Regions from separate parts of the Homo sapiens genome. Here region 1 is linked to region 2. Evidence: chromatin loops called from intact Hi-C (ENCODE). Cell type or tissue: thyroid gland. All regions are shown on one strand. Each heading gives the region's core, and the rest is flanking DNA. Links, peaks and the distances in the headings are about the cores only. Region 1 overlaps SLC71A1 (solute carrier family 71 member 1). Region 2 overlaps SASS6 (SAS-6 centriolar assembly protein).

Region 1 (9,578 bases), core at 1,680-6,679, 55 kb after region 2:
CAGGGTTCCACCATATTGGCCAGGCTGGTTTCGAACTTCTGACCTTGTGATCCAGCTGCCTCGGCCTCCCAAAGTGCTGGTATCTCAGGCGTGAGCCACCACGTGCCCAGCCTTTCTTTTTCCCCCCGAGATGGAGTTTCGCTCTTGTTGCCCAGGCTGGAGTGCTGTGGCGCAATGCTGGCTCACTGCAACCTCCACCTCCCAGGTTCAAGTGATTCTCCTGCCTCAGCCTCCCGAGTAGCTGGGATTACAGGCACGTGCCACCATGCCCAGCTAAATTTTTTTTGCATTTTTAGTAGAGATGAGGTTTCACCATGTTGGCCAGGCTGGTCTCGAACTCCTGACCTCAGGTGATTCACCCACCTTGGCCTCCCAAAGTGCTAAGGTTATAGGTGTGGGCCACCGTGCCCGGCCAAGAATATATTTTCTTAAGGCCATGAGATGAGTCATTAAAATTGGAAACAATGAGATACACCAATCCCCCTTTCCTGGGGTAACGTCCTATGTGCAGAATTACTGCAGCAGGCCCACTGCTGTGAGAACCTCCTCTTGGACTCCTTCCCCTACAGCCTATCTTGTGACCCAAAGCCCTAAAAGACACCGATACTTACAACACTGTAACTGGGAACACTGATTTTCTTCTTGAAGGCAGGAACTTTTCTCTTATTTACATTTATATCCCCAGCACCCAGTAAGTTCTTAATAAGTGTTTATGGAAAGCATGCATAATTCTAAATGTTATAATATTCTCAATAATATTAATAATAATGGAACAAAATACTTAATATATAAGTGTTCTTGAACGGAAAAAATTTTTGGTGTCCCTTAATTTAACTCTCATTTTGAAGATGACAGCACTGAGTCCCAAAGGTTAAATGACTTAAGCAAGATGGCATAGCTGATGAACAGCTAAGCTAACACTAACATCAGCTTTGGTTAGTCTGTCAACAAATATTTGCCAAATTCCTAATAAGACCAACTCTTATTCTTGGCCTGAAGACGCATGGGTGAGTAAGTCAAAGTATCCATCAACACACGGACTACCTTCTCATGGAGGAAAGATGCATATGAGCCTGCTTATTTAACAAGATATTCCAGGTTGTAGCTGCTATGAACAAAATAAAACAGGGCAGTGTGATGGAGATGCTGCTTAAACCAGGATCCAGGGAAGGCCTTTTGAAGTGAGAGCTCACTAAGGGGAGAGACCTAGTTATGCAAAGATCTGGGGAAAGAGAACACCCCAAGCAAGGCTGACAGCAAGTGCAAAGGCCCTGGACTGAAACAGAACATACTCAACCATGTGGAGAGTGGAGGAAAATGACATAATAAGGAGTCTAGATTTTATTCTGGTTGCAAAGGAAAGTGAGTTATAGGTAAGATGCGATTAAATTTCCATTTTACAAAAATTACTCTGCCAAGTGCAGAATGAACTATAGTGAGGCAAGATGGAAGCAGAGAGACCAGATGGAAGATATGGCCACGGCTCAGATTGGGTTCCTACTAATGGAGAATATCAGAAACGCTCTGATTCAAGATATATTTTGGAGAGAGAGGTGATAGGAAGTATCATTTGATGGGCTGAATGTAAGGTTAGGGAGAAAGGATTCATGAATGTCGCTAAGGCTTCTGGCCCCCAAAACCTGGCGGTGGTGAAGCCACTGAATGAGATGAGGAGCATAGGGGTGGCGGGCAAGGGATGGAACCCAGATTTTAATTTTGGCCATGTTAAGGCTGAGATACCCAGCCAATGTGTCATATAGGAGCTCAGGGACTGGACTGGAAGAGTAAGTGTGGGAGTCACCCCCACAGAGAGGGCTGGATAGGAAAACACTGAGAAAAAAGAAATGTGTAGAACTATATTGATGTTCTCATGTAAACACTTACTTAGTGCAAGTGTTAGGAACTCTTATACGTACCGGTGCCCAGGAAGTAATGGGGCTGATGATAAACCAAAAAGAAAAGGTTCCAAAGGGGACAGCAACTACTTGGCTCTCGCTGGAAGGTTGGCCCACACCCGGTTACCAGATCTAATCATTTTGGGGGAGAAGCTACATAACTATAATTTCACGTAACACTTCCCAATTTTAAAGTGCTTACTACTAATTTTTTAAGTTTTTTTTTTTTTTAACATTATGGAAAAAAACCAATGACCTTTAGTTTAGCACCTCCTGGCAGTTCAGGGTGCTAGGGTGACAAAAATGAATATGATATAATCCTGACCTCATCATCTACTCAGAGGTCCGCTAGAGCTCACAAACTAAGGCAATAAACAGAGATAAAATCTCTACTACACTGTATTCTGTACAATGATGGAGATATGCGCACATGAGCATGGGGACCCAGAAAAGGGCTACTTAGGGTGGAGGAAGGGGAGGCAGAAAGAATAGCAGGAACAAAAGCACGTGGGTAAGAAATAAAGCAAACATGCATTAATGGAGAGCTATTAGCAGCTCCGTGCTGCTGGAGAGGAGGGAGAAATACACTGGTCTTTCAGTGGTATGGAAGGTCAACAGGGGACAAGTCATTCTCAATTGTATATTTCTGCATAAATGAGAATACAAGATCATTCTTCTACCTTTGAGGCTATACATGTAATAATGTAGTAGCTCATATATGATATAAAGTGTTAATTCTTACTTCTACATAAGCACCAAAACCTAAATGGTCACTTAAGGACCTTGTTCCTCATGGACTGTGTGTGTCATGCTGTGTCAGCAATGGTGTTTGGAGGGTTGCTTGCACCTTTGCGGTCTTACTGCCTTCAGGGCTCTGCTGCTGCACTGATCTTTCCAATACAAATCCAACTACATTCCTCTCCTTTACCTGTCTGCCCTGCCAGATTCTGCACTCTCAGAGACTGTTTTTCATCTTGTAACCTAGTGCCAGATGCCATCTGCTAAACAGAGGAAAAATACCCTCAAAAGCACCCTCCACTCATCACTGGGTCTGCAGTGTCACTGACTACATTTATTAGATGCATACAGCTCCCATGGTCATTTAAGTAAGAAACAGAACTTAAGACCTTATAGCTATCAATCTTTTATGTGTCATTACAGTATTAGTCTGCTCTCTTCATCTAAATCTTAAACAAAATGTTAGCAAATCTAATGTTGGCAATGTATGAAAAAGATACTCATGCCCAGGTTGATCACATCTATTGCAAGGTTGGGTTAATCTTTGATAATTCATCAAGTTCTACACATACTAACTGTGTATTTTCCTTACACTTTTTTTTTGAGACAGGGTCTCATTCTGTTGCCCATACTGGAGTACCATGGGACAACTGTGGCTCACTGCACCCTCGACCTCCCAGGATCAAGCAATCCTCCCATCTCAGCTTCCTGAGTAGCTGGGACTACAGGCACACACCACCACACCGGGCTTTCTTTCTTTTTTTTTTTTTTTTTTTTTTTTTTTGGTAGAGATGGGGTTTTGCCAAGTTGCTTGAGCTGGTCTTGAACTCCTGGGCTCAAGCGGTCCCTGACCTTGGCCACCCAAAGTGCTGGGAATACAGACATGAACCACCGCACCTGGCCTCAAAAACTTTTTTTAAAGCCATTTTTATATAAAGGCTACAGTATATTTTCCTCCAAAGTTAAAAAGCACTTTTCTCATGGCTAGGAATGAATATTTAAATGCATTGTTTTTCCAGACTGATGATTTTTAGGACAAACCTGAAGCTAGAAATAGTACTAATACTCAACACCAAGTATATGTATGTGCAGAGGCTTGGGGAGGCATATAGGATTTAAATTTGAAATTTGTTGCTAAACTCACCAAAACAGAATGAATCATGAGACCTGCAGAAGGAATCCTACTCGAGAAATGGTGAACCATCCAAGAGTCAATTAAAAATACCCTAGAATAAAACTAAGTTGTAATCTAGTAGATTACATCTAAGGTGAGAAAAAGTATTAACTTAGACTAGATTGTCTTCATAGTGTCTTAGAAACAGAAAGCCAAATAGCAAGAAAGGGGGTGGGGCTTTTTCACAGGAAGGAGGACAATGTTCTGTGATGTGAGAGAATTATGGTGGTCACTGGAAAAAAGATAGTATTCTTATTGTTAAACAGAAACAGTTTGGAAGCCAGGATGAAATATCTCCTCAGAAAATCCAAATTCCTGTGTTGATTAATATCTTATTCATCACACAACAACTGTTTACCAACTGGGCTGCCAAGATACACACTTTCATGTCATTCTGCTGCTCAAAACCCACCAATGACTTCCTATCTTACTCAAGTCTTATGAGGACCTGTAAGCCCCGCACGATCTGGTCCCTCACTACCTCTTGGACTTCAGTTTCTAAGATGCTCTCAACTGTTCACTCAACTGGAGCCGCACTGGCCCCCTGTTGTTTCTTACACAAGCCAGCTACAGTCTCTCCTGAGAATTTTGTTTGTACTGTTTAAAATTCTCTTCTTCCAGATAATCCTACAGCTTGTTCCTCATACCTTTGCGTCTCTGCTGAAATGTCACCTTGCATTAGCAAGGTCTTCTCAACCATGCCCCCTGTGCCCTTAAGACCATTCTCCCAAGTCACTCTCCATATGACCCTTAGCTTTTTCTCTGTAGTTCTCAATACATCTGATATGTTTACATTGGTGTTTTTATTTTCTGTCTTATCCCACCAGAATGTAAACTCTACAAAAGCAAGAATTTAGTTAAGTTCACTGCTGTATCCCCAGTGCCTGACACACGGTAGGTATTCAATAAATATTTGTTGAATGAGTGAATAAATAGGACAAGGACTACAAGACATGAAACTTCTAACTTCATCCAGACATATATCCTAGTATACATCAATAAACTAGCTTTTACGTTTATATATCCTATATTAAATGTGTCAGTCCCAAAAATCTGATCAACACTAGCTACACAAACAAATTGAATTTCTGAACCTATCAACCTCAGACTCCTGACTTTGTTGATTCCACCAAGATACCATCACTAGATGAGGCCCCAGTTTGGATGGCCAGCCAGGGTCACTGACATCACTCTAACTAAAAAAAGAAACTCACCTGTGCAATAATGGAAAGAATGCCAAGGACTGCTATAAACGCTGCAACACTTTCTGGTGAAAATTTCATTATCTAGAAGGGTTTCCAGAAAAGGTAACATTAATGAATACAAATGTATACCAGATAGAAAACCACTGCAGCTACTTGTATATTAACATTTAATGGGCCAGAAAAAAATAAATGTAATTCATTTATAAACAAAGAATTCCTCAGAGGAAATACAACATATCTTAACATACTAAAAATGCCTACTTATCCATGGTGGGTCCCTCAATGTGGATATACTAAATTGGAGATACTTATCAAGAACTCAGAATCATTTTACAAATAAATATTGCAGTATTTTGTGCATTTTACATGTATTGGTTAAAGGCTTGATCTCCGTCTAGTGAGACTAGTGTCAAGGAGGAAAATACTTGTTTTTGCTCTCATTTTGGCTAGCTGCTCTACTTACATATGCTCTAAATCACAAAGAAGCTGGAGCAGGTGAAGGGGTTAAATCATCCCATCAATTCTATAGCCAACAAACTCAAACCACCTATATGGACAGGGAAAACTATCTTTCTCCCTAAGCCAAATATCTTAATATACCAAATAACCCCCATTAGAAATGCATAAGGAACATCAGCCACACAGAATAGGAGGTAAAGTCTAGTAGACCAAATAATATTCTTTTTATTTATTTATTTATTTATTTAATTTTGAGACGGAGTTTCGCTCTTGTTACCCAGGCTGGAGTGAATGGCGCAATCTTGGCTCACTGCAGCCTCCGCCTCCTGGGTTCAAGTGATTCTCCTGCCTCAGCCTCCCAAGTAGCTGGGATTACAGGTGCCCGCCACTACGCCTGGCTAGTTGTTGTATTTTTAGTAAGCATAGGATTTTGCCATGTTGGCCAGGCTGGTCTTGATCTCCTGACCTCAGCTGATCCACCCACCTTGGCCTACCAAAGTGCTGAGATTACAGGCGTGAGCCACTATACCAAGTCCAATGATATTCATTTTTAAAGGCCACTTCTATTACAGTTCTCTCAAGATTAAATATTTTTATTAAAGCACTAGACAATGAAAGAAAAGTCCACCTTAGTGGAAGAGGATTTTACCTGTCTGAGGTATAAAAAAAAGCTGGAATATTGGCCTGCCTCCGGTAGGTAGGAGAGAAACACTGTAATGCAGATCAGCAGCACTATGGAATCTTGGCCGACTTTTTTTAAGGACTAGAACAAGAAAAAGACTGATTGATATAAGGTTTTCTATCAAAACCACTGAACTATTCTTAAGAATACGCAGAGATTCCTTTTGGCAGTGTACTCATGGACAACTAGTTGTCCTTTTTATTTATTTCATATTCCCCAAACTATTCTGAAAAGTATTTCAAAATGTTAAAAGAAAAACCCAAGATGTTTTCCCTAAAGAAATATCCACAACAAAATATTAATGCTGCACTGAATCATGCACTTTTTTATCAAGGAGAAGGAAAAAGTATAAACTTACCGCAAAAGGGTCAGCTTGTTCCCAGGAAATGGGTGCTCCCCAGGATGCTGGCCGCATTTTCTCAGGCAACGACTCTGGCACAGCAACAAGGATAAAACAAATATCTAGCAAAGCTATTGCTGTAGCTAAGACCACCACCAAGCTGTCCCCATATACTCGTCCAAGATAAGCTCCAATTGCAGGACTGGTGACTAAACTTGCAGCAAATGTTGCTGAAACCTGCAATAAATTAAGGATAGACAGAGATTAGTCAGGCTACTTTTTTCCTCAACACCACATAACTCCTTTCATAATCTTGATTTATGTCAGGCCTTCTGTTGCACACCCTCCCTTTTCTCTTCCTACCTGTGCCATTTATCTTTTTTTCTTGTGGGGGCGAGAGTGGGGGAACTGGGTCTTGCTCTGTCGCCCAGGCTGGAGTGCAGTGGTGCCATCACGGCTCACTGTAGTCTTGACCTCTCAGGCTCAAGAGATCTTCCTGCCTGAAGATCTCCTGATGGGGCTACAGGCACACACCACCACGCCCAGCTAATTTTGTTTATTTTTTATAGAGGTGGAAGTCACGCTATGTTGCCTAGGCTAGTCTCGAACTCCTGAGCTCAAGCGATCCTCCCACCTCAGCCTCCCGAAGGGCTGGGAGTACAGGTATGAGACACCAAGCCTGGCCCCACTTTTCTTATACTCTCTCCTTTGGCAGGAAAAGTAAAGAATTAGATTCTTGCCTTAAAAACAGCCTGGACAACATGGAGAAACCCTGTCTGTATCAAAAAAGAAAAAAGAAAAATTAGCTGGGCATGCTGGTGTGCACCTGTAGTCTCAGCTACTTCAGAGGCTGAGGTGGCAGAATTCCTTTGAGCCAGAAAGGCGGAGGTTGCAGTGAGCCATGACAGCACCACTGCACTCCAGCCAGGGTGACAGAGTGAGACCGCATCTCAAAAATAAAATAAAATAAATGATAGCCTCTCAGGACACTGTCTTCAAACTTTCTAAGCCTTGGAGCCCTCTGTTCCAATAAATCCTACTGGCAAATTCATAGGTAAAAGAGATTTTTTTAAGAAGACTGGGTGTGATGGTTCATGCCTGTAATCTCAGCACTTGGGGAGGCCAAGGTGGGAGGACTGCGTGAAGCCAGAAGTTTGTGACCAGCCTGGGCAACACAGCAAGACCCTGCCTCTATTTAAATTTTTTTTTTTTTTTTTTTTTTTTTGAGACGGAGTCTCGCTCTGTCGCCCAGGCTGGAGTGCAGTGGCGCGATCTCGGCTCACTGCAGGCTCCGCCCCCGGGGTTTACGCCATTCTCCTGCCTCAGCCTCCCGAATAGCTGGGACTACAGGCGCCCGCCACCTCGCCCGGCTAATTTTTTGTATTTTTAGTAGAGATGGGGTTTCACCGTGTTAGCCAAGATGGTCTCGATCTCCTGACCTCGTGATCCGCCCGCCTCGGCCTCCCAAAGTGCTGGGATTACAGGCGTGAGCCACCATGCCCGGCCTATTTAAATTTTTTAACTCTTTTAGTTGAGGAAGGGTTGAGAGCCTGGGCACTGTACAAACACCCCTCCTTGACTGCCAGTCATGCTGGTCCTTAGGGGAGGGGTGTCTAATCTTTTGGCTTCCCTGGGCCACGCTGGAAGAACGGTCTTGGGCCACACATAAAATACACTAACAATAGCTGATGAGCTTAAAGAAAAAAAAACTGCATAATGTTTTAAGAAACTTTATGAATTTCTGTTGGGCCATGTGTGCAGCCTGTGGACCATGGGTTGGACAAGCTTGGTTAAGGGCATCTCCATAAACCCTTAAGTGCTCTCTGTGAAAGGAGTCTAAAATCCACTGCTCTAAGGAAATCCAATTTCACTGTGACTTTTCCAATATTAAAATTAAATGAACGTTTATCTTGATACATACTGAAGGGCTAGCTGAAATAAAGCTTAAAGACTTGGAGGTTCCTGTTCTCATGAATAATATGTTAAGCCCTGGAACAAAACTGAGCTTGGTAATCTTTTTAGTTGGCAGGGTTAGGAAGAATGAAATCACAGATAAATTAAGAACATCTCTAAAACTCTGAGGAAGTCTATTTTTTTAAGCCTGGTGAAGATGAAGATTAAAGTTGAAAAGGACACGAGTAGAGCAAACCTGTTAACCGCAGACATTTCTAGCCTACTGGACAACAGCCTACAAATTAGCAGATGTGACAGCAGGAAACACTTCATAAAAATAGCACTCTTAGTCAGGTGAGGTGGCACCTGCCTATAGTCCCAGCTACTCAGGAGGCTGAGGTGGGAGATCACTTGATCCCAAGAGTGAGTCCAGTCTGGGCAACACCCTGTCTGGAAAGGAAAGAGGAAAGGAAAGCAAAGGGAAAAGGAATGGAGAAAGGGGAAAGAAGAGGAGAGGAGAGAAGAGAAGAGGAAAGGAAAGGAGAGGAGGAGAAAGGAAAAGGGGAAAGGGGAAGAGAAAAGGGGAAGGAAAGGGTTAAAAAAGGGAAAAGGCTTAGGGAAAAGGCTTAAGGAAAAGGGGAAAGGGGAAGGGAAAGGAAAAGGAAAGAAAAAGAAAAAAGAAGGGAAAGGGAAAAGGGGAGGGGAAAGGAAAGGGAAAAGGGGAAGGGAAGGGAAGGGAAGGGAAAAGAGAAAAGGAAAGGAAAGGAGAAAGGTGAAAGCGAAAAGGAAAGGGGAAAGTGAAAGTGAAAAGTGGAAAGGGGAGGGGAGGGGAGGGGGAAGAGAAGGGCAAAGGAAAGGAAAGGGGAAGGGAAGGAAAGGAAAAGGACCATATTCTTTCAAAGCATAGAGATTAATGTTGGAATTTTATTCTGTTTCTATGCCATTTTTGACTTTTGGATGGAGAACTTAAACTTCACAAGAATGCTTACTTGCAACTCTATTGCTTAAGGCAAGCAATTCAATTTTCAAAGGTCAATTATTTGAACAAGTACATAAAATTCTAGTAATTTCAAACATCTAGCTATCAATCAAATGTCCATCAACTGATGGATAAGAATACACTACACAGCAATCAAAAAAAACTACTGGCCAGGTGCAGTGTCTCATGCCTGTAATTCCAGCACTTTGGGAG
Region 2 (9,578 bases), core at 2,571-7,570:
GTCCCAGTTCTTCCACTTACTGACAGATCTTGTACAATTTCCTTCTCTGTGTCTCATCTTTAAGTTGATGGTAATAACAGTACCTACTTCATGGTATTATGAGAATGGAATGAATTATACATATGAACTGCTTACAACAGTGACTAGAGCATAATAAATGTTCACTAAATTTTAGGTATTAATGTGTGACAAATGCATAAAGTAATATAAGTACACTAAAGTCAGAGAAGAAGGAAATTCAGTTGAGGACAGTGGTAATGATCAGGGAACTTCATCTGGTGGAAAATTATGCAAAATTTTGGAACCCATGATTTGACACTAATCTGCCTTTTCAGTTTTGTTTCCTAAGCTTATCTCTCCAATATGAAAGTCATACAAGCATTCTTGTTACCTTCTGAATATACCTGATACTCATTCTATACTATTACCCCTGCTGTTCCTTGTGCCTCAAATGCTTTTTTCTTTCATAACTTTCAGGTATGTCTTAAATCCTTTCACTATAAGGACCCTTCAAAGTTGCCTAAGTTGAAATGAATTGCCATTATTCAGTTATTAGATAGTGTGGTGTAGGTGAAAGATCTGAGTTTTCATTTGGGCTCTGTAATGTGACCTTAAACCATTATTTGGGCCTTAAGTTCTTCTTTTGTAAAATAAATAATATTTACTTATCAAGATTATTGTTAAATAAGATGATATATGTAGAATACCTGGCAGGTACTCAGTAGTGTTGGTAACCCTTCCCTCCCCTCTCATGGAGCCCTAAAATGCAATCAGAAGCAAATCTAGCAAAAAGTCATTAATCTCATCTCAATTTGAGGACAGAGACCATGGTTTTTTTTGTTTTGTTTTGTTTGTGTCATCCTATGTTCAAAAATTATTATTTTTTTTTTTTTAGAGAGAGGCTGTCACTCTGTTGCCCAGGCTAGAGTGTTGTGTCATAATCATGGCTTACTGTAATCTCAAACTCTTGGTCTTAAGCTCTCCTGCTTCAGCTTCCAGAGTACATGAAACTACAGGCATGCACCACCATGCCTGGCTCATTTTATAAATTTTTTGTAGAGATAGGATTTTGCTATGTTGCCCATGCTGGTCTTGAACTCTTGGCCTCAGGTGATCCACCCACCTCAGCCTCCCAAAGTGCTGGGATTACAGATGTGAGCCACTGTGCCAAGCCCCTGGACCATGTTTATTTCTGTTTGTATCCCTAGCACCTGGCACAATACCTGGCTTAAAGTACCTTTTATTTGTTTGATTGATAGTTTAAGAGCACAGCTACTGGGTGTCAGAGATGGCCTAGAATCCAGTTGTGCTAAAGCAAGCCTGATGTTTAGAATACTTTTTATTTAGAAGAACTCATAACTAAATCTAATGTCATTAGTATTAGACATCTATTGAGTACGACATCTATTGAGATGAGAAATAACATTTTATTGAGTTTTTATTGTTTTATATTGCTCTTATGACATTAACCATTATAAGGGAAAAAATAAGATTTGTGATTTTAGTTAGCGTATCCTCTGAAAGCTTGTATTTTTCTACAGCATATTTCTAGGGATGTTTTTTAACTAAGCATGGGGAATTCGTTTAACTTACAGGCCTTCCGTTTTTTCTTTCAACATCTAATGTATATAGGCATTTGGAATATATGCAACAATATCATTAATATGATTGGTAAATTGTCATAGTAATATAACTCTTCCAGGATTATGTAAAGAACACTTTGATAAGTGAATTCTTCTTGTACTTTTTGCAAATATATGAAGTATGACAGGACTTTTAAAACCGTAAAACACCGTCTAGGTGCAGTGGCCCACGCCTGTACTGCTATCACTTTGGGAGGCTGAGGTGGGCAGATCACTTGAGGTCAGGAGTTTGAGACCAGTCTGGCCAACATGGTGAAACCCCATCTCTACTAAAAATACGAAAATTAGCCAGGTGTGGTGTTGTGCCCCTGTAAACTCAGCTACTCAGGAGACTGAGGCAGGAGAATCGTTTGAACCTGGGAGGCGGAGGTTGCAGTGAGCCAAGATCGCACCATTGCACTCCAGACTGGGTGACAGAGCGAAACTCTGTCTCAAAAATAAATAAATAAATAAATAATTAAAATAAAAATAAACTGTAAAGCACCATAAAAAGTTAAATACCAACTGCAGTATCATACCACTATGGCATTTATACTAGAGAAAACTTCAGAAGATGAAAACCAAACATAATGATGTAGAGCTAAAAAGGTTTTCACAAACCTTCTAGTTGAATCCACTTATCTTACAAGTTCGGAAACTGAGTCCCCCCCTCCCCCACCCCACCACGAAAGCTTAATCTTGCTGTGTTGCCCAGACTGGACTTGAACCCCTGGGCTCAAGCTATCCTCCTGCCTCAGCCTCTGAAGTAGCCAGCACTACAGGTGGGAGGCACTGTGCCCAGCTCAGGAAAGCTTAAATGGAATTGGAGTAACACTCTAATCTGTTTCACATATGTTGCTTTAGATACTAGAAAAATAGCAACAGTGTATTCTCTTGTTTTGAAAATAATTCTTCCTCTCTCTGGTGTAAACCAGTGCTTCTTGTTCCTTTTCAGAAAACAGATACAAGTTATGAGGTAACATTTAACCTTATTGTACAAACGGAGATTTAGCATCCAATCATATGTTCAACAAGAAACTTAACTAAAATGACACATTTTAAACCCATATAAAATTACAAGTCAGCATTAAAAAATCTAAACAATTGAATCTAGCCTTGATCAACTGTTTCCAAGTTTTCCTATCAGTACTCAATTGCTGTTTATACTTTTTACTTGTGTAGTAGATAAGCAATAGTGTGGAAAAGGTTTAAAAGAAGTCCTTAGAAGAAAAACTTAAAATTGAACAAATTCTATTTGTTAGTTTACTTTTTTCTACCTGCACATCAAAGAAAGGCCATTGTTATTTAATTCTGGCAGAATAGTTTGAGAAGTACTTGTGCATAGGTATTTTTTACTAATTTCTCCCTTTATTTTCTGAATTATATAAGCATTTGTGCTCTATTTGATTAATGTTTATGAGCACTTTCACCTATATACCTCTGTCCAATTCTGGATTCTCTAAGATACAGCATAGGATGTGGAACACTGTGGTCTCTCCCTCTCAGGGCTTAAAGTTACTTTACTCAAGGATAAAATAGGTGTAATAAACTTGTTGATAATACTTCTGTGGTTTTATTACATAAAGAATATATTAAGCAGATTTAATTCGTGGATGTGAAAATACGTTTTTGTATGAATAAATGTAGGGAATATGTTATTTCCTTGATTTTAAACATTCAAAGCATTCTAATATCGCTTCACATATTAAGTTTTTATTTTATTTTATTTTATTTTTTGAGACAGGGTCTCTGTTGCCCAGGCTGGTGTGCAGTGGTGCAGTATTGGCTCACTGCAGCCTCTGCCTACCAGGTTCCGCATTTCTCCAACCTCAGCCTCCCAAATAGCTGGGACTACAGGTGGGTGCCACCACGCCTGGCTTGTTTTTGTATTTTTTGTAGAGATGAGGTTTTGCCGTGTTAACAGGCTGGTCTCCAACTCTTGACCTCAAGTGATCTGCCTGCTTCAGCCACCCAAAGTGCCAGGATTACAGGTGTGAGCCACTGCGACGGGCCACATACTAAGTTTTTAAAATGCAATCAGTCTCTCATTAATCAGTTTGATTACATGACATGGTAATTTTTTAATGTGAAAAGTTGTTACTAAATTGGTGGTTTGTCTTTCTAGATGTTATTTTAGAATCAGGGCAGTAAGGGTATATGAGGTTCTTACCTCATTTAATCCTCAAAACATCCCCATTTTACAGTTGAAAAGTTACTAAATTGATGGTTTGTCTTTCAATAGATGTTACTTTACAATCAGGGCCGCAAAGTCATATATCAGGCTAGTGCTAGGCACTCCACAGTGTTTATTTCATTTAATCCTCACGATATCCCCATTTTACAGGTGAGAAAAATTTAGTTTTAGGTTAAACACTGCTAGATTACTCACTAGTGGAACAAGAAGAAATTAAGCTTCAAATCCGGTGTGCTTTTCAAACTTCTGTTCATAAGTTAGAGAACACCTGTGGAAAGTCTTGTCACTTAAGACTGAAAACTTAATACAAATGATAGTGATAACTCATTTCGTGTGAATGTTTCTGATGGTTGGGTATGTCTTTTCCTACAGGAGAGTAAGTATAAGAATGAGCATTGAACTACAATCAGTTTCTAATCCAGTTCACAGAAAGGTTGGTATTTAGTCCTTTTTTGAAATATCATTTCGGTACATTGTAGACAATTAGTTTTGTTCTTTAAGAATGTGACATCTTTTATTGCATTTATTTTGCTTTTACATTTTAGGCTATTTTGCAACTGTTGGAAATCAAGGGTGGTGGAATCTACTGAGACAACAACTGAAGGATAATTATACTATATATTTCTTTTTTTTTTTTTTTTTTTTGAGATGGAGTCTTGCTCTGTCACCAGGCTGGAGTGCAGTGGCACGATCTCGGCTCACTCACCTCCCGGGTTCAAACAATTCTCCTGCCTCAGCCTCCCAAGTAGCTGGGACTACAGGCATGCACCACCACGCCCAGCTAATTTTTGTATTTTTAGTAGAGACGGGGTTTCACCATGTTGGCCAGGATGGTCTCGATCTCTTGACCTTGTGATCTGCCCACCTCGGCCTCCCAAAGTGCTGAGATTACAGGCTTGAACCACTGTGCCCGGCCTATACCATATATTTCTAAAACATACGTGAAAAATTGTGGGGTGGGGTGACATTCTCCTTAGATTTGCCCAGTGCACTTAGAAGTTGCATATTATATATATATAATAACATATATATAAAAATATATTTTATTGCTGTTGGTCATACACACACACACACACACACACACACACACACTGCTGCCTTGTAGAATTGGCATTTCATGGTATAAATGTAAAAACAATAAACCGAAGTACTGCAGGGAGATATTTGTGAATCTTTTACTTTACGTTTTGAAGAGAGGCATTTAGAGTATCAGTCTCATATAACCTTCAAAAGTGTGAGTCATTAACAGAACTAAGGATATAGAATAGAGGAGGGGTCCCCAACCCCCTGGCCACTTACTGGTACGGTCTGTGGCCTGTTAGGAGCCAGGCTGCACAGCAGGAGGTGAGTGGCAGGCAGGGAAGCGAGTGTAACCTCCTACGATCCACCTCCTGTCAGATCAGTGGTGGCATTAGAGTCTCATAGGAGTGCAAACCCTATTGTGAACTGTACATGCAAGGGATCTCAGCTGTATGCTCCTTATGAGAATCTAATGGCTGATCTGAGGTGGAAGTTTCATCCTGAAACCATCCTTCACTCCCTAATTCTTGGAAAAATGTCTTCTACAAAACTGGTTTCTAGTGCCAAAAAGGTTGGGGGCCACTGGAACAGAGAACTAAGAAATACGGCATCTGTGCCAAGGGCAGTGCCTCACACCTGTAATCCCAGCACTTTGGGAGGCTGAAGTAGGCAGATTGCTTGAGCCAGGAGTTTGAAACCAGTGTAGGCAACATGGTGAAATCCCATCTCTACAAAAAAATACACAAATTAGCTGAATGTGGTGGCACACTCCTGTAGTTCCATCTACTTGAGAGGCTGAGGTGGAAGGATCACTTGAGACTGGGAGGTTGAGGCTGCAGTGAGCTGTGAGGGTGCCACTGCAACCTAGACTGGGCGACAGAGCGAGACCCCATGTCAAAAAACACTGAAATATAGCATCTGTTTTCTGTGTGCCATAGCTTTCCCTGAACACATTCAAGGACCTAGTAGTATTAATAGTACCTTTGGTTTTTTAAGTAGCATCCTGGGTGAATTTCAGGAAGTACTTAAATAGAAGCTGCTTAAGAACAAGGCATTCTGAGGCAGAGCAGGTGCCTAAATTACTAATTTTCCAGAGTAGAGATGATATATTATACTTCTTACATGTTATTCCTTATGCCTGCTGTACCTCTTCATTTTCTAGCTTGGTGCATAAGTGGTTTAGATTTTTCTAGGATCTTAGCATTTCCTCAGTAGACATGAGTAGAGATTTTATTTCAAATGAATTCTTAACCTTAATGCCCAGTTCTTTATTAGTTTTACATCATCTTGTAACTAATGCTGTTTTTCTTTCACCAGTGTTCTCTGGTACATAATTTTGGTGTACTTTTTGTGAGCTCTAGCTGTTATGATGGTCTCCCACACTATGTACACGTAGCTACCTGGAAAGTGATCTTTATGAAAGGTACTTACTTCATTTGAGACTGAAAACAGTTGGGCTTCCATATCAGTGGCCACCTGGCCTAGGAGAGAATAGGCTCTTTGGAAGAAGCCTGGCAACGTGTTACCTGATACCCTGGTCTTCTGAGAGACAGAAGCTCTTTTTTCTAGTGTGGATTATTGTCAGTTCTGCTGATATATTTGCCACTTTTGAAATGCCATACCAGTTAACTTTAAGGAAACTAAAAATAAAATTGAATGTGGTATGTTCAGTGGTAAAGAAAATTTTCATCATGTTATGGTGTAGCAAGGACTGGGTCTAAATTTCCCCAAGCCTCTGATAGGAGGATATTCCTAAACTTTCAACTCCTAGCACTTGCTTAACTTTTACAGACCTCCATGTGGCTTTTAAAGAGCGGAATGTCTACCCCTATTTAAGATTCTAACTCTCTAAAGACTAATAAAAAACCAGCAGCACTAGAAAACAAAGCTGTCTGCAATATAACTATGATACACTGATGTTGTTGGATTTCTTTACTTCTGAGAAGAAATTACTCAAAAGGCCAGATCTAGTAAAAACATTTAAAAACAACAAACTTTCTTTTAGGACTTAGTTATTCGTCTGACTGATGACACGGATCCATTTTTTTTATATAACCTTGTTATATCTGAGGAAGATTTTCAAAGGTAACTAAATTTTTTTCTGATCTTATATTTAGTGAAAAAATAAGTTTCTAAGTTTTATTGGTACTGTTCTCTTTCAAACACATACCTACATATTAGATTTAGTTACTTTGGGAATATTGGGCTATTTGTACTATCTTTACTTAGGGTGTTTTGGAAAATAAATATTTTGTGGGTTATTAGAATTCTGCTTAAAACACCTGTGAAGTTTGAAGCTTTTGCTGAATTTATTGATTTTTTTTCCCATTGAATACGTTCTATAAAAATCAGAGTTCCTTAGCTTAGTTCTTGATTATAACAAGCGTTAGTAAATTTGAAAAAAGAATCCTTCAGGATGCTAATTATAATTAAAGATAGTAATTGGCCAGGCACGGTGGCTCACGCCTGTAATCCCAGCACTTTGGGCGGCCGAAGAGGGCGGATCATGAGGTCAGAAGTTCGAGACTAGTCTGACCAACATGGTGAAACCCTGTCTTAACTAAAAATACAAAAATTAGCCAGGTATGGTGGCATGTGCCTGTAATCCCAGCTACTCAGGAGGCTGAGGAAGGAGAATCTCTTGAACCTGGGAGGCAGAGGTTGCAGTGAGCCAAGATTGCACCACTGCACTCCAGCCTGGGTGATGGAGTGAGCCTCTATCTCAAAAAAAAAAAAAAAAAAAAAGGCACCAAAACAAAACAAAGTTAATTAAAATTTTTAAAAAATTTCTTTTCCTTTCTTCTGTATAGTTTAAAATTCCAGCAAGGTCTTCTGGTAGACTTCTTAGCTTTCCCACAAAAATTTATAGATCTCCTTCAGCAATGTACTCAAGAACATGCCAAAGAAATTCCAAGGTAAGTTGCATGAGAATGCTACATTATTAAATTTAATTCAAGACAGACTCTTCTTTGAAACACAAGTTGATGGCAAAATCTTTTCCGTTTATTATGACTATCCCTGTTTATTTTTAGAACTGGGGTTAGGCCTCCATTAAATCTCAGACTTTAAGGCATCTTGATTAAAATCAGAAATATTTCTTAATTTTCATGTCTTGACAAAGGCACTAAAGTCATCCGAAATATTTAGCAGCATCAAATATTTGGTTTTATAATGATATTGGAAAAAGGGAAGACTAAGATTGTATGTGTGTATGGTGCTAACGCCTGATTCTTTTACTGTAAAGTTCACCATCAACCTTTTATTTATTGGTTTTATCAGTTGACGATTGTTGTTGAATCAGTTATTTCATTAGGAAGAACAAAATGATGCTTCTGTATAATTTTTTCTATATTAAGTATAATTCTTCTATAAAGAAGAACTTTTCCTCAGCAATTAGGGCTATTTGATTACTCAGAAAATTCATAAAGGATAAATGCTTAATTCTTGCATTTAAATTGTCAATTTTTAGAGTAAAGAGCTGGTAGTCTACTTTTGTGGCACTCAGTGAATTTTTGTTTCTAGTTTTTGCTTTTTCTCTCATTTGTTTCTCATGAACTCATGGACTTTTATGTAGTCACTGTGTTTCAGTCAATCTTTTCTTTTTTTTGCCCAATTTATCTTTTACCATTGGGAGTCCTCAATGTGCTCCCTTTCCTGAGCTTTCTTAAGTAGAGAAGCTTCTGATTCAGTGAGAGATTTTCACTATCTCTTAAGTGTGTTATAATGTAACATTTTCTTTTCAAAGGTTTTTGCTACAGTTAGTTTCTCCAGCAGCTATTTTGGATAACTCACCTGCATTTTTAAATGTGGTAGAGACAAATCCTTTTAAGCATCTTACACACCTCTCACTAAAACTTTTACCTGGAAATGATGTGGAGATAAAGAAATTTCTCGCAGGCTGTTTGAAATGTAGCAAGGTAAGATTTAAATTTAAGTTATTCTTTTAACAAAATAAGTATCAATGGTCTTTGATAAATTATTGAAGAGATACATTGCCATAAGTTTTTGTTTTCTAAATAAAGTTTTATGAAATATAACGAATTTATTTTACTGTTTCTTATTTAGTCAAGGTATAGTCGGGATGGATCTGGACCAGGAATTGAGAAGCTTAGGTCTCAGGGTTTTTACCAATCGTGTGATTTTGGACAGGTCACTTAAACTCTTCTGTCATGGTTTCATCAACTGGTAGACATGTATGGAAATAGCTACCCTATCTAGCCCATCTTTTTTTTTTTTTTTTTTTTTGAGACGGAGTCTCGCTCTGTCGCCCAGGCTGGAGTGCAGTGGCGGGATCTCGGCTCACTGCAAGCTCCGCCTCCCGGGTTCACGCCATTCTCCTGCCTCAGCCTCCCAACTAGCTGGGACTACAGGCGCCCGCCACTACGCCCGGCTAATTTTTTGTATTTTTAGTAGAGACGGGGTTTCACCGTTTTAGCCAGGATGGTCTCAATCTCCTGACCTCGTGATCCGCCCGCCTCGGCCTCCCAAAGTGCTGGGACTACAGGCGTGAGCCACCGCGCCCGGCCCTAGCCCATCTTTAATGAGATAAGATATATGGAAATGTCTTGAAAATTATAAAGTGCTATATGGCACAAGGAAACAACATAGGGATGCTGCTTGAGTTTTTAGAGTCTTTCTAGTCAAATGCTATAGATCAGTGCATGTCAAACTTTAAATTATCTGGGGATCTTGTTAAAATGATTTAGATTTGAGATGGAGCCTAAGAATCTGCATTTCTAACA

What was found. Peaks named below come from ENCODE experiments on the same cell type or tissue, not always from the same donor. Only the 100,000 strongest peaks of a DNase experiment are listed, where the experiment ranks them.
Region 1: a loop joins it to region 2, with 2.3 times the contacts of the local background. A loop is called at or near these places in 3 of 110 quality-filtered maps.

What each region holds. Positions count from the first base shown.
Region 1 is chr1:100,065,129-100,074,706 of GRCh38, reverse strand. It overlaps SLC71A1 (solute carrier family 71 member 1), which reads right to left. Exons shown (of 12, transcript NM_033055.3): 6 at 6,512-6,730; 7 at 6,121-6,234; 8 at 5,022-5,093. Among named protein-coding and RNA genes, the nearest start is that of SLC71A1, 32 kb to the right of the region's middle. In thyroid gland, for the core only: no CTCF peak of the experiment used is centred there; a DNase peak (open chromatin) is centred at 4,326; H3K27ac peaks cover 376 bases.
Region 2 is chr1:100,120,553-100,130,130 of GRCh38, reverse strand. It overlaps SASS6 (SAS-6 centriolar assembly protein), which reads left to right. Exons shown (of 17, transcript NM_194292.3): 2 at 4,189-4,249; 3 at 6,842-6,921; 4 at 7,647-7,751; 5 at 8,582-8,753. Among named protein-coding and RNA genes, the nearest start is that of SASS6, 7.6 kb to the left of the region's middle. In thyroid gland, for the core only: no CTCF peak of the experiment used is centred there; no DNase peak of the experiment used is centred there.